2 separate regions of the Homo sapiens genome follow, and region 2 is linked to region 1. A link is a contact called in ENCODE Hi-C or POLR2A ChIA-PET data. All regions are on one chromosome and are shown on one strand. Each heading gives the region's core, a stretch centred on a gene start or an enhancer-like site at or near the end of the contact. The rest is flanking DNA. Distances are from core to core; before and after follow the strand shown. Region 1 overlaps MAP4K3 (mitogen-activated protein kinase kinase kinase kinase 3). Region 2 has its middle 21 kb from the start of COX7A2L.

Region 1 (6,860 bases), core at 632-3,131:
TAAGTGTCGTGTAACTCTGCAGGCTTTATCTGTCATGAAGTGCCTGCAGCTTGGGTTACCTAGGGACCTAGGAGCTGGCAACTGAAGCTCTTTAGTTGGGCCTCAGGAGGCCCATGGAGTGCTCTGAAATTAATAGGCTTAATGTTGTATGTATTTGTGTTTTTCTGTGGAGATGGGTTATAGCATTCATTGCATTCTTAAAGAGCTTCATGATCCAAAAAAATGAAAAAATGATCCATAGGTTTGCCATTCAAAAAAGTTTTCTTGGAGAAATTAGGTAGTTATAATAGATCATAATATGATTTTCACATGCATTGTGCCATCTTTTGTCAGGCAGTTTTCCAGTTTAATTTTTATTATTCCTACCCTTTAAGTCTTGATGTCCTTATGTTTTTCTAGATTTTTTGCTAGAAAGAAGCAGGAGATAGTAAAGCTGGAGATGGGATAAGGCAAAAGAAGTTTTGAAAGAATAGTCTCAATATGGTTTCTGAGGAAGTATCTTACCTAGTCTTATGGTTTTAGTCTGGTCCCTGTGAATGATTCCTAGCCTGTGTATCCAAGACTGGATACACAAAGACTCCAGGCTGTAAGCCTTAGAGTCATCTTTAGTGACTTCTGGACTGGGCTTCTTAGGCATTAGCTAAATTCTGTACACAGGCATTTTCCAAAGTGTGGTTGGGGTGCTTCAGGAAAAGCCATACCATGAGTAGGTTAAAGACTGAGAAGTCCTATGGTAAAGAAACCTGGTAAACTTTGCTTAACCTAGCAAACTCCAAACTTACTTGACTATTAGATTCTTTTTCTCTGTAATACATATTGCTTGTCCTTAGTACTAGTGTTTTGTAGAACATGCTTTGGAAACGTTGATATTGATTTTTTTTCACCTTTGTGTGTTTGGAAGCCATTCCCTCTGAAGCACGGGCTGCCGTGTTGTTAAGCTTCCAGGTAGGATTCACATCGTAGTCTGTGTAAATAGATTTAAAGTGTCTGTGAAAGCTGGCAGGAAAAAAGGTGAGGATTGGGCAGTAAAATAAGGAAACCAATTTATATGCATTTAGATAATTACGTGTTAGTTTATTTGTAATTATGCATCTTTCAAGGTGTTCTATTTAATATCATCATAGACTAATTCTTCCATTATAATCAGCATTTGTGAGAACCTTTCTGGAAAACTCAATTCTTAAACCTAACGGATAAGGAATATGAAGACCTTAAGCATTTAGAAAAGAACATTTGAAGGAAGCTCAAACATTGTTATTTGGAGTTATGCTCACTTCTATTTACTTCCATTTAGGATAGACTCTAATAGACTCTAGAGAGACCAGAAGAAATGGCCCTAAACTTCAGAAAGATCATTTGAAGTTGAATAAGGTAGAATTTCCCATCATCAGTTGCTATTTGAGATGAAAAGTGACAATGAAACAGGTAGCGAGGTAATTTTTCTAGAGTGTTTGAAAAACAAACAGGTTTTCTGACTTTGATGCAGATCTGATTACCTAAAGGAAGTACTTACCTCCAGCCTTTGATCTGTATATGTATTTATTGGTGAAACGTATCTAATGCATCATTTTGTATTAAGAATGAATAGTAAGTTCTCTCATGAGAGTACATTGAACAGCCATCATACATTGAACAGCTGTAATATGAGAGGAAATGTGTTATGAACTGTGAGTAGAGTAGCAGAAATGACAAGGCTTGGTACTTGGTATTTACAGGAACATAAAATGTGTACCTGCTATTAGCTGTCATAGTTTGAGATCAGAACCTTTTGGTTTCCTCATTTATATCATATTAAATCTCTTGCTGGCTGAGAGACTCTCTAGATACTCCATAATTGCACAACCGACCTCTGTAGCACAGCATAGTGATTTGAGAACAGGGTTCTGGAGCCAGGCTGCCTAGTTTCACCACCCACTAGCTTTGTCCTTAGGCCAATTACTTAATCCCTCTCTGTGTGTCTCAGTTTCCTCAGCTGTAAAATGGAGATGCTTAGAAAAGTGCTTGGGACAGTACCTGACACAAAAAAGTGTGGTCATTGTTAATTGCTGTTAGTGTCTAGAAGTATTTATTATTATGTATTTCTCCTCCTACTGTCCTTCTAACCAACTGCATTCCTCATGCTTTGCCTCAGGGTTTTTAGCTTGCTGTCTCTGCCTAAAATCCACCCCTCCCCACCAATATCTGTTTGGCTTGCTTCTTCGTTTAAAGTCTCAGCTCAAATGTCATCTTTTAATGAGCCTGCTCCTTTCCACCCTACAAAAAACAGCACTTCTCCCACCACTTTCAGGGATACAGTTCAGGGATGGATCCAGGTTTTACGGGACCTGAAGTTGATGCAGTTTTGGGGACCCTCATTAAGAAAACAAAACTAGAATTAAAAAAGGTATGAAAGTGAATCTTTAGAATGAGAAAAGATATCCCAACAAAATACTGTAACCTTAGGTCCCTTTCTTCTGAGACTTCCTTAGGCATTTAATCACAAATGCTCACAAAAAAATGCTTTCTGATGACTCCCTGGCTCCCTGTCTCCACCTGGAATACTCTACATGTCCCAGCAACTCTCAGCACTCATAGAGGACCATGCAAGTGAAGGGGCCTGAACTTTAAGTTTTGTTAGCTTCACAAAAAATTCAGTTGGACTCTTTACTTAATTTTTAATTATGGCATGTATCACCACATGTTTATTTGTTTATAGCCTGTCTCTTCCCACTAGAGTATAAATCCAGGAAACTGGTGATTTTGCTTTGTTCATTGCTGTATCCCCAGAGCCTAGAAGAGTAGCTGACCCATATTAGGTTCTTAATAAATATTTATGGAATGAATAAATGAACCAACACGAGAGGAACAAACCATGGCTACATGAGTTTAGAGGAAGGAGATCATTATTTCTGACTGGGAGAAATCACAGCAGGCCTTGCAGAGGAGGTGGCATTGGGCTTGACTTAGAGTTCTGGCAATAGTGGGTACAGAATGAGTTAAATGTAATGGGTTATTATTAGGTCTTAAATCTAATCAGTAGGGTTAATGTATCTTTGGCATATTAAGCAATGTTCATAATTGTTATATGCATATGAAGATACTCCGTCATTTTGAACTAAATACCCCTAGTGACTGACTAGTGAATACAGCAGTAGGCTATCACATATGACTTTTATTTTGTTTTTTTTAAAATACGATTAAATTGGGCTTTTAGGAAGAGGACTTTGTTCACCAATACAAAAAAAACCTTCGATTCAAGAGATGAAATCATGTTTCTTTTTTAATTTTTATTTATTTTTTCATACCACCTTTATATGTACAAAAATCATATTTCTTTTCTGCTTTAGGTTTTTTTTAGTCTTTTTTTGTTCTGGAAGATGCCACATTTCTGAGTTCTAACTGCCTTGACCTGATTATAGGTTTGGTTTCCTAATGTAATAATGTACTGCCTACCTTAGCCCTTAAACTCTATAGAATAATTTTAGATTTGACCATAAATTTACATATGTTGAAATAAGACACTTATTTTGTTTGTTTAAGCTCTTAGAAATTTGAGATTGTAAAAATTCTTTCTGTATAAAGGATCATCTACCTTACCTTGCTCAAAGAATCTCCTCTTCATCGCCTGTATGCTAACCTACATACACCATGATAGTAAGGCCTCCCCAGCCATGTGGAACTGTGAGTCAATTAAACCTCTTTCCTTTATAAATTACCCAGTCTTGTGTATGTCTTTATTAGCAGCATGAGAACAGATTAATACATGCCCCTTCCCAGCCAGTCATAAATACCACCCACCCACAATTATTGTTCTCCTTTCGGTCACCATGAAAGCTCTTTTAGAACTTTGTATAAATGAATCATGAGTGAATTGCCTCAGCACTTTTGATGAAAATCAGTTGACAGTACACATGTGAGTATATCTGGACTCTTGTTCTTTTGAGCTGTATGTCTATACTTTCACCAATACCTCAGTGTCTTGTTTACTGTAGCTTTATCAAAAGTCTTGAAATTAGGCAGAGTGGGTCCTCCAATTCTGTTCTACCTTTTCAAAATGGTTTTATCTATTCTAGGTCCTTTGCTTTTCCATACAAATTTTTGAATCAGCTTTTCAAGTTAAATATAAAAGCCTACTGGAATTTTGTCTTAACTTTAAATTTTGAGATACATAATTCTAAATTCATTGCAAAAAGAGGAAAAGAGGTCTCATGTACCCAACACCCACCTTCCCCCAGTGGTGATATCTTTACATACCTATAGTGCATTATCAAAACGAGGAAATTAGTTGGCACAATACAGTTAACTAAGCTTTAGTCAGATTTCACCAGTTTTTGTATGCATTCATTTTTTATATCTTTGTATATAATTTTGTGATATTTTATATACACAGCCTGCTGGGATTGTGTGGGATCTGTCACTCAGTTAGTGGAGAATTGAGATCTTAAAAACATTGAGTCTTCTGATCTATGAATATGATATACCTTTACATTTATTTAGATGATCTTTATCTCATCAATATGTTGCTTTATTTTAATTAATTAATGTTATCCCTGGCTTTTCCTACTAATATTGCAGTGAAACATAATTGTGGAAAACTTCTCCAGGATTGCGTAGTAATTATAATGTGAGCCATATTTTCAGTTTTCATTAAAATTCTCATTGTACTAGTAGTTTCTGACTTCCTTTGGCTTAGTCTTGTTCATTTTTAACCCTGAGCATATGGACTCCTTTTTTTTTTTTTTTTTTTTTTTTTGAGACGGAGTCTCGCTCTGTCGCCCAGGCTGGAGTGCAGTGGCGCTATTTCGGGTCGCTGCAACCTCCGCCTCCTGGGTTCAAGCAATTCTGCCTCAGCCTCCCGAGTAGCTGGGATTATAGGCATGTGCCACCATGCTGGGCTAATTTTTGTATTCTTAGTAGAGACGGGATTTCACCATGTTGGCCAGGCTGGTCTCGAACTCTTGACCTCGTGATCCACCCGCCTCAGCCTCCCAAGGTGCTGGGATTACAGGTGTGAGCCACTGCACCCGGCCCATGGACTCCTTTTAATAAAAATTGACAAAAATGAAAGGGAAACAGGCAAAATGACTATTTAAAAAGATATCCATTTTTTCTATGTATCCAAAGATTTTTTTTTTGAGGCAGAGTTTTGCTCTTTCTCTTGTTGCCCAGGTTGGAGTGCGATGGCATGATCTCAGCTCACTGCAACCTCTGCCTTCCGGGTTCAAGCACTTCTCCTGCCTCAGCCTCCCGAGTAGCTGGGATTACAGGCACCCGTCACCACGCCCAGCTAATTTTTTGTATTATTTTAGTAGAGATGGAGTTTCGCCATGTTGGCCAGGCTGGTCTCGAACTCCTGACCTCAGGTGATCACCTGCCTCAGCCTCCCAAAGTGCTGGGATTACAGGCGTGAGCCACTGTGCCGGCCCCAAAGATTATAACAAATACCTTATAAAACTTGGTTTACTTTTATATATGAGATGTGTGTGTTTCTGTGTATTTTGCAAAACTCACAGCTTTTGAGCTTATTAAAGGAAAATACACTTAAAGTTTACTTCATCCTTAAGTGAAAAATAACACTGCTAGGTTGTTTAGGAGATCCTAAAGAAAATTCTTACCCTGAGGAACTTAAACCCTGATATAAGGAAACAAAATCTGCATGTATGGAACATCTAAGGAACATGCCTAAGGCACTATTTTAACAATTAGAAGAAAACAATAAAACTATATAAATACTGTAGGAATTTTAATTTAAGGGAAAAATAAGTTGACTTCCTGAAAGAGTGAATCTTGACCTGGGACTTGAAGAAAAATTGTATTTGCGATTGTGGAGAACTGTGAAGTCATACCAAAAGAGTAAATATGGGTTAAAAATACTGCTGTAGAACCTAAGTGGGCAAAGAAGTAATAAGACAACTATTCTAAGGAGACATATTGGGAAATGTGGTAGATAATGTTTCACATATATAAGATACAGATAAATGAATGCCAGTTGAAGAATTTAGAACTCACTTGACCTACAATGTAGTATTTTTCAAATTCATTAGGGCCACTCTTTTCTCTAACGTGCTTGGGTAGCTATTTAGATGGTATTCAATAAGTTTTATTTCTTCCCTTTCATCTCTATTGATTTAGAAGTTAAAAGATTTTACTTTTATGCTTTTGGTGGTTACCGTTAAATTTGCAACTTGTGTAATTAGTCTGAAGTTAACTGATCTTTCTCTGTTCTCTTTCTGGTCAGTATGTGGATTTTAGAAGGCTTAATTTCATTCACTACCTTACTGTTTTGTGTTGTCTCTTACTTTGGTTCTACTGTTCTTAAATGTCCCAGTTTAGTTTTTATTATTGTTTTATACAGACAGTGCTTCTTTACATTTACGTGTAGGAGTTTTCAATTTCTTTGCTCACTGTTTCTTCTTGGCCTTATATTCCTTCATTCTGGGTTCAGATTTCTTTAATCTTGAAGCTGTATTTGGTAGGATTTTTTTTCTTTCTTTTAACTTTTCTTTTTAAGTGAGGAACTGTATAAGGTAAACTCAGTCTTCCTCCTCCCCCTCCTCATTGTCTTTATTTTGTCTTTACTTTTAAATCATAGTTTAGTGGGGTATAGAACTCTAAATTAACGGTTGTTTTTTTCTCAGCACTTTGAAGATCTTTTGTTGTCTTCTGGTTACCTGTTGTGCTGTGGAGAAGTCTGTTGTCAATATAATTATTGTTGCTTTTAGCTAATCTTACTTTTTCTTTCCTCCCTGTTTGACTTTTAAGATTTTTTTCTTTGATTCTGGTGTGTACAGTTTCACAGTGTTATGTGTGGATTTTAATAAAAATATTTACTGTTTTTCTTTAATCTGAAGAGTAGCGTATTTCCTCAGTCCTGGAAAATT
Region 2 (7,870 bases), core at 309-2,808, 2.9 Mb before region 1:
TGGAGGTTACATTCCGTTGGATACATTTAGAACTGATTTAATAATTTAGCTAATATTTATAACAATAGAAACTATACTTTTTGCAACTATTTAAATTTAAAATGAAGAATTTTACGTATTAAGCTTAGATATGCATAGATGTAAATTTTTTTTTAGGGTACACAAGGGTAAGAAAGGTTGAAAATGGCTACTTTACACTTGTCCTTGTAAAGCAGTGCCCACTTATCCCTGGCTTTGCTCTTTCTGTCAGCCAGATTCCCTTTCAGGGTCTGACTAGCTTTCGCTCTCCTTCTCGGCCCCTTCATCCAGTGTGACTTTGCTGTGAAGCTGTTGGGTAAGGTGAAGGTTGGTGTGGCTTTGATAACACTGGCCAGCTTTCGTTTATTTATCTGCTTTTTTCTTCTCTTCATGTGTGTGGCTTTGGGCAGGCTCCCCTGGCTTGTCTGACATTGAGGTCTGTTCATCCCCACGTCTTCCTTCTGATTTTCCTCATGGTCAAAAGCTTGGTAAACCTCTCACTTTCTGTCCCATTCATCTTCAATAGCTAGAGGTTATACCTGGGGCTATAAAAATTGGTTGCTGAGAAATTCTGATACTGCCTGGTCCCAGTGATTTAATACATATATTTGACGTTTTGCCTCCACACCTCCTAGGCTGGGTCACTATTTAGTACCACAGACTGCCCATGTCGGGTTGGCTGAGAAATGGGGCCCTGTCCCTAGAGCTCCTCTTGTCGGGATCATTGGCCGGTATCTTTGGCTCCTCAGGGACTCCCTAACCCACAGTCTTCAAGGAGTTGCATTAATTCTCTGTTATTCTAGACATTTAATTAGTGCGCAGAAGCACACACTATTAGGTGCTGGAGCCTCAGAGATGAACCATGCTTAGGGTCATTTTCAGGGTGTCTCTCCACCTCTTAGGGTTGATAGACCACATGGCTAGCAAACGGCCTTGTTATTGAGGAATTCTGCAGTTATCCTTCACCTGTTCTGATCTGGGAGCTCTCTGTGACTGGCGGGGTTTGGTGACTTTAGAGGAGGCTGCCCGGGTGGGTGTGGTGGAGGGAAATCTGGCTGTGGCTGCTGTTCTGGGAACCCATGTCATGCCTTGGTGGTAGCAGGTCAGGCCTGGTAGCCTGGAGGGCGGCAGCAGCTGACTCTTGCTCTCATGACGTGAACGAGAGCAGTGAGGGTGGCTCAGCACCTCCTGAGGTAGGAGGGGAGTGGGACGATCACTTGCAGTCTCCTCTGCCATCAGCCACTGTCACTTGCATAAGCTGGAATCAGGCCTCCTGACCTCTGTGGCTCCACGGTGCCCGGGTGCGGCACTGCTGCAGGATGTGTTGGGATGGGCAGGTGGGGGGCCCAGATGCTGCTTGCCCAGGGTCCCAAGACTGCTGGAGCTGACTTCCCAGGGGAAGTCTGCTGCAAAACCCGAAACGGGGGGCGCTGAATGGCCAGGAAGAGCATTCTTTAGGTCATATTTTTTTCCTTGAGTTCTGACACAGCCCTCCTGGGACATCCTGCCTTCTCTTGTTCTGACCTCGTCTATGACATAGATTAGTCATGGTCACATGGCTGTGCCTCAGGGCCAAAGCACAGGTCTCTACACTGCCTAATGTGTATTAGCCAGATTGGAATCTTTGCTGACTCCAAATATCACATTCCAAGCTGCCCCAGGCTGTGAGAAATGGTGGCGTTGCCTCCCCTTTGGCAGAGAAGGTTTTAGGAAGAAGCCTTGGAAGGGCTGTAAAGTAAAGCAGATGGAGTTAGGGACCTGGGTTTTCCAAGGCAGGGAAGGAGAGGCTGAGTCTGTGTGGGCCGTACCTGGTGCCTGCCTGAAGGGCCAAGGAATAAGTGGGTGCAGAAATTGGGGTGGTTTCTGAGGGCATCTTGCCAAGCAGAGAGCTCAAGTCCCTCGTCTCAGCTCTCCTAGGGAGAGGGAGAGAGCAGGGAAGGGCAGCTAGGCTAGGGTGGAAGAGGCAGGCTCTGCTGGTCCAGGGCCCCCTTCAGGGTTCCAGCTGTACCAGGCTTAGGCTTCAGTTGTGAGTGTGGAGCCCTGAGCTCAAGCATGGAGGCAGCGTGGTTGCTCAGCTCAGCCTCTCATAGGAAGACCTGGCACCAGTTCCGGAAGTGCCTCGCCACTAGAGAGGGTGGGGAAGGTCAGATGCTCTAGAATCAGTTCATACCTGGGAGGGCTTTAACCCCATCTTCCCCTCCCACCTGCCCCCTGCTTAGGCCACAAAGCCTCCATGTTATGTGGCAGATTAATTTGAAAATTGAGTTGCAGCTGAATGAGTTGATGTCTTCAAAGTTCAGTGGTGTTTGATTAGAGCCGTCCAGAGACTAGACTTGCTCCCAGGAAATGATTCTGACTGAATAATTAAAGTGAATAAAGGTTAGATTTGTGTTTCAGGCCAAATCTGTGTTGCATTCAGCATCTCCAAAACATGAATTCCATTAATCTTTCATGAACTAGCATTAAATTACTTTCAATTAGTTGTCATTCTAATTAAAGTTGAGTTACACAGAGCAGCCTTTGTTTATACTTGGTAGCTGTTCCCTTGCCTCCTCTGGAACTAAGTACTCTTGAGCAAATTGTCATTTGGAAAGTTGGTTTTATAACTTTGTGTCCCCCCACCCATCACTCTGAGTCAGGACCTGTTCTTTGAGCTGAAGGATGTGGGCGCCCACGGCAGCAGGAGGGCTGGGGGAGCACTGCTGGCTAGATTGAACCACATGACTTGCAAAAAGCAATCCCATGGCTGTGGGAAAGGAAGTTAAGGAGTGTTTAAGGTAGGCCGCCCAGCCCAGGCAAGCTTGGGCAGGCCTTGGGGTACCAAGTGAGGCATGGTCTGCCCAGGTGGGACTTGGGCAGGTCGGGAGGGAAGTGTGCTGCCCCCTGCGACGCCATGACCTGGCTTATTCTGAGCCTTTATGCCTTAGGTGTGGGTGGCCTTGCTCCTGCCAAGGGGTAGATGTGAGTTCTCATCAGGGCCTGTCTGCAGCCTCAGTCTCCTGAGGGCCAGCATTCCACGCTCCTGTCTAGTGGCCACAGCAGGAGGGGTTGAGGGAGGACTGAAATAAACCACTGTGTCCCCCTGTGGGACTCACCCATAAGTTGTCATCCAGCATATTTTTTCTGTTTGTTTTCTCCATTGATTATGGATGTGACACGTTATAACCAAGACAGAATCTCTAAGCCAGCGTGGGGATTCTGCAGGCTGGGGCACTTGAGGCCCTTCAAACCCAGGATGCCAGAGGTGAGCTCGCTTTCTTTGGCTCCAGGTCTGAACAGAGGTTAGAGGTGCCGACCATTTGCCCCACCTTTGCCATCAGTAGCTCTTGAAGCACAAATCATTCCTTCTGCAGTGTGCTGCGCAGTGGAGACATGGAGAAAGGCGACACTGCTCCTGGCCTCCCGTGCTTGCAGAATGATGAGCACAGTCAGAGTGCAGTGGAGCGGCCCAGTGCAGGGCCAGGCCCCGGGAAGGTGAGAGGAGGAATGGCAGGGAAGCTCCCACTGGGGCGCTGTTGAACTTGCACCTCACGTGAGTAGGTGATTTCCACTAGAGGACATGGGGAAGGCATGCACTGAGGTGTGAGGGCATCTCGGGTGCGCCTGGGGGGTCGGGGAGAAGAGAGGAAAGGCAGGATCCAGGATGAGAGGAAGAGGCTCAGGCGTTACGGAGCACATTCCTGGGGCCAGGCCCGAGAGCTGGACTCTGGCTGGTGAGCAGGGTGTGTGTCGGGACTAACCACCTGATCCAGCAAGGATGTTTTTGTTTTGGTTTGCTTCTTTTGAACCCACAGTGGCAGTGTGGAGGACAGAATGGAGAGGAAAAAGACTTACAACAATTGATAATTAAGAGTTGTTATGAGAGCTGATGGGGGCCTGGGAGTGACAGCCGAGGGCACGAGAGAAAAGAATGGATCCCAGGGGCGCGAGGAAGGCAGAGTGAACTCAGTGTGACAACTGCCCGTCCCTGGAGAGGGGAGGTTGTCTCTGGGGTACCCCCAGGATGGTGCAGCTTGGCTTCTGGGTGAGTGGGGAGTGGAGTACAGAACCTGGGGGTAAACAAGGCAGGGCGTGTTTCTTTGGAGAATGTGGGTTGCCTATGGGTCTTCTAGGTGAGGAATCCCATAAGCATTCGGTCTGAGGAGAAGGCGAGGGATCTGGACTGGAGTTAAAACTCGAGACCGAATATACAGGTGGCTGCAGAAACCAGGGGTGTCTGCGACATTGTTCAGAGGGTCGTGTGGGAGTGAGGAAATAGAATGGGGGATAACCAAGACTGAACAAGGTGGGTGGAGAGGAAGAGAGCAGCGAGGTTCACGGGTTGTGTGAACAGAGGAAGGTGGACACGACAGAGAGCACACTTGGGGTTCCATTCATGTAAAAGCTAAAACCAAACCAAAGTCTTCAGTGGCGACAGGAGGGCAGAGTCGAGGCTGCCCTGTGGGAGTCCCTGACAGGAGCGGGTCACAGGCCGACTTCTGAGTGCTGGCAGCATCCCAGGTCTTCCTCCAGGGGTGGCTGTGTGGGTGTATATGTGTGCACAATGCGCTGAGATTCTGCACTTTATTGGAAGTAATAAATTTAAAAAGTGTTAAAAATAAGAAAGGAGGAAAGCAAGGCAGGAGGGAGGGATAAAGGGAGGGAGGAAGGGCAGAAGGGAAGAAAGAAACCAGGAGGAATGGTGGCAGGAGAGGAGGGGGTTTCAAGGAGGTTGTCGGCCAGTGTCGCTCACATGCCTGGAGCTCAAGCCACCGCGCCAGCTCTGTAGAGGCAGGAGTAACGCCTGTGGCCTTGGAGGCTGCCCCGCAGTCCTCTTGGTTCACCACTAGTGTGTGTCTCTCATGCTTCGAGTGAGTGGTGTGGAACGGAGCCTAGCGTTGAATCAGGACATGGAGGAGCAAGAGCCGCTGGGGGGATCCTGTGCCCGAGAAACCCCTCAGCTCCTGGTGGTGCCAACGGCCGCGTCTGTGGTTTCCTGAGTGCCCTCCCTGGCAAATCCTTGTGTTTAAACTTGATAATGGTTAATAAAAAAAGTAATTAACTACTAAAATTTGATTAAAAAAACTTCCTTCTATTTTATTGTGAGAGTTTCCCATAGAAACCACTTCAGCTTTGGCATGGTGAACGGCAGCTTTATTAACGGAGCCATCTGCAGGGTTTCCTCACAATCTGTTGCGTTGCCCATGGCTTCCAGTGCAAACACGGGTGACTGTGATGCAGGCTCCAGCCAGTGATCAGAGGGGACAGCCTTCCTGGCGCTCTGATGCAGGGACAGCTAATCTCTCGTTCTCTTATGTGCTGAGCTCGCCAGGATGTCTCTCCCCTTTGGATTGGATGTGGGCAAGGCCTTCATCTTCTCTTTTTCCTTTCTAGACATGGGAGATGGTACCTCTGCCGCACAGATAACACCTAAACCCACCTCCACTCACTGGAAAATGCTTTCATGGGAAGCAGTAATTCTCCCTGTGAGTGAAAACTGTTTCCTGAGGCCTTTTCCACCGTAGCCAGTGGTTAGAGTCCTGCTGTCAGATTCCTCACTGGCCCCTCGACAGGCTGACCGCCAGGTGGGGATGGAGTTGAATCACACTAAGGCTCTACGGTCTTGGTGGGGGCTGAGTCCTATCGGGGGGATTCTTGGTTCATAATTAATCATCTTCTCCATGGAAATGTCCAAGCCTGGCAAACGTTTCTGCTAATGATTCTGGTGAGGAGATGTTCACGGGCAGCACATGGCAGGCCACATCAACACAGATCTTGCCAGCATAGCTGGGGCCTGTCGCTCTCGGAGAAAGCCTGGTCACCTCATCTCAGTTCTGCGGCAGTCTTGGGAGGGCTCTGCTAGAGAGTGAAATTCTGCTCTTCCTTTCCATTTGATTAATTCTGAATAAGGGAAGCTGATTCAGCCCAGACACGCAAGGAAAGGCAGAGGCTGGATGGCTTCAGGAGAGGGCATCCGAGGAGGAGTACCAACGACACATCAACCGGAAGCAAGACGAGGAGCGGCTCCCTGGCCGCTGCGGCTGGGGGAGAAACACGGAACGGCTGTCTCTGCCTTGCATGTGGGCCAGGAGCATGGGGAGTAGGGTTATGGACCAACCAACCGTCATCGGAGGGGCGGACCAGAAGATGAATTCTTAGTGCTCCCGGGTCGTCTCTTGTCCCTATGGTCCCAGATGCTGAGCTTCACAGTCATACCCCAGACTGACACCCTCCCTCGCCTAGGCTTCCCTCATGGCCACGCCATGCTAGGGGTTCTCCCACAGGGACCCATGGTAGCAGAGCGGGCGCTAGAAAGCCAGTGGGCACCGCTTGGTCCCACGGTCCGCACTGCCTCCTCTGACTGGTCAGTGGAGCACTGCAGGTGCACACGTGCAGGGAGAGTTTCAAAAGGCTTCGTGGTAGTAAGGCTCATTTTCTTCTCCATATTCCCTTCAAAAGCATAAAAAGAAGGTAAAGTTTCTATGTCAGTATGTACATATTTTATTTTGAGACTCTGAGGAAGTTGCAAAAATAAGAGTCCCATGAACCCTTCCCTCTGCTTCCCCCAGTGGTGAGATCTTACGTTAACTATATGAGACCAGGAAAGTAACATTGGAAGGACACAGTAATCCAGACCACAGGCTTCCTTGGTTTTCAGCAGTTCAGCGTGCACTCTATGGAATTTGACCCCACGTGTAGATTCATGGTGGCCGCCATCCTACTCATCGTCACTGCAGAGGAATCCCCTTGTGCCACCCCTTTGTAGTTGCCTCCCCTCCCTTCCATTCCTGTCCCCTGAAGTCACTAGTCTTTTCTCTGTCTCTGTAGTTTTGTCATTTCAAGAATGGTGTATCAATGGGATGCAGTTTGTAGAGTTTTGAGATGGGCTGCTTTTCACTGTTGCTCATGCCCGTGAGCACCATCACATGTGCATGTGTTCACAGCCCTTTTTCTTGCTAAGTATTATTCCACTGTGTGGGTTGCACATCACCTTGGTTTTTCTGTGAAGATTCCAGAAGTAGCAACATCACTTTTTAAATATTGAGATTCAGCCTTTTGGAGGTTGATTCTAGAATTTAAGCAATGGGTGGATGGTTTCAGTGCATGAGTAATCCAAGATTCCTTAGGAATAATTTACTTTGTACATTTACTTTGTACATCCATTATACATTATAGCATCTAGTTACAATTTTCTAATTTTGAGGGAACCTGACTTTGCTCTAATCCAATTCTAAAATATACAAAGTTTGTTTTTACAACCTTTCTAGAGTGTATGCTCCGTGAGGGCAGGGGCTAATCTTTCTCATTTTGGGATTCCTTGCTGAGCCCCACACAGTTCCTTGCACTAGGCAGGTTCTTAATATATATCTGATGAATGGGTGCCTCCTTTGGATCCTGAGTCCCACATAAACTCCCCAGGATTCACACTGGCTGCCACTTTGAAGGTGGTGGCAACACAATGCATGTTTCTTGTAGAGAGACTGAAGTCCGTAGAAGAGGAGCTGCTGTAAGGCATCTGGCTTGCATTTGTCAATTGAAACAGAGCTCTACGGTGACGGCTCCAGCTTCTGGTTTCCCTGCTTCTAACCAGGTTATCAAATCATTCCAACCCAGTGCCAGCCAAACGGGCATCACTGTTGACAGTGGCAGGCTCCGGAGTCTCCTGTGACCTTTCCTAGGAGGCACAAGGGCTTGGTTACTGTGATCAGTCAAGCATGAGATGGGATGACCAGGCTGAAGGCTTTGCATATTAAGAAATTCCTTTTCCTCCCTGAGGCCCTTTCTTCGGGCACTCACTTTCTTCTCAGTGCCTTCAATGAGATCTGGTGAAAGGACACCCTGTCAGGAGTTGATGTCGGCCTCTGGAATCGAT

What was found. Hi-C counts contacts between places; a loop is a spot of excess contacts on that map. ChIA-PET counts read pairs that join two places held with the same protein, here RNA polymerase II (POLR2A).
Region 2: a loop to region 1 is called in a map of posterior vena cava, with 24 times the contacts of the local background. The contact joins two enhancer-like sites. A Hi-C loop is called at or near these places in 1 of 168 maps with a recorded cell type or tissue (posterior vena cava). POLR2A ChIA-PET finds 5 or more read pairs at or near these places in 1 of 52 experiments (endothelial cell of umbilical vein).

Annotation. Positions count from the first base shown.
Region 1 is chr2:39,426,937-39,433,796 of GRCh38, reverse strand. The region is part of intron 1 of MAP4K3 (mitogen-activated protein kinase kinase kinase kinase 3); the gene reads left to right. Among named protein-coding and RNA genes, the nearest start is that of MAP4K3, 6.9 kb to the left of the region's middle. Within about 2 kb of position 1,881, at least 3 of the 41 ENCODE cell types and tissues checked have a DNase peak (open chromatin) inside an H3K27ac peak, as active enhancers do.
Region 2 is chr2:42,336,370-42,344,239 of GRCh38, reverse strand. It overlaps a transcript of COX7A2L not described here. Among named protein-coding and RNA genes, the nearest start is that of COX7A2L, 21 kb to the left of the region's middle. RefSeq lists enhancers at 2,406-3,313, 3,314-4,222 and a silencer at 3,457-3,751. Within about 2 kb of position 1,558, at least 14 of the 41 ENCODE cell types and tissues checked have a DNase peak (open chromatin) inside an H3K27ac peak, as active enhancers do.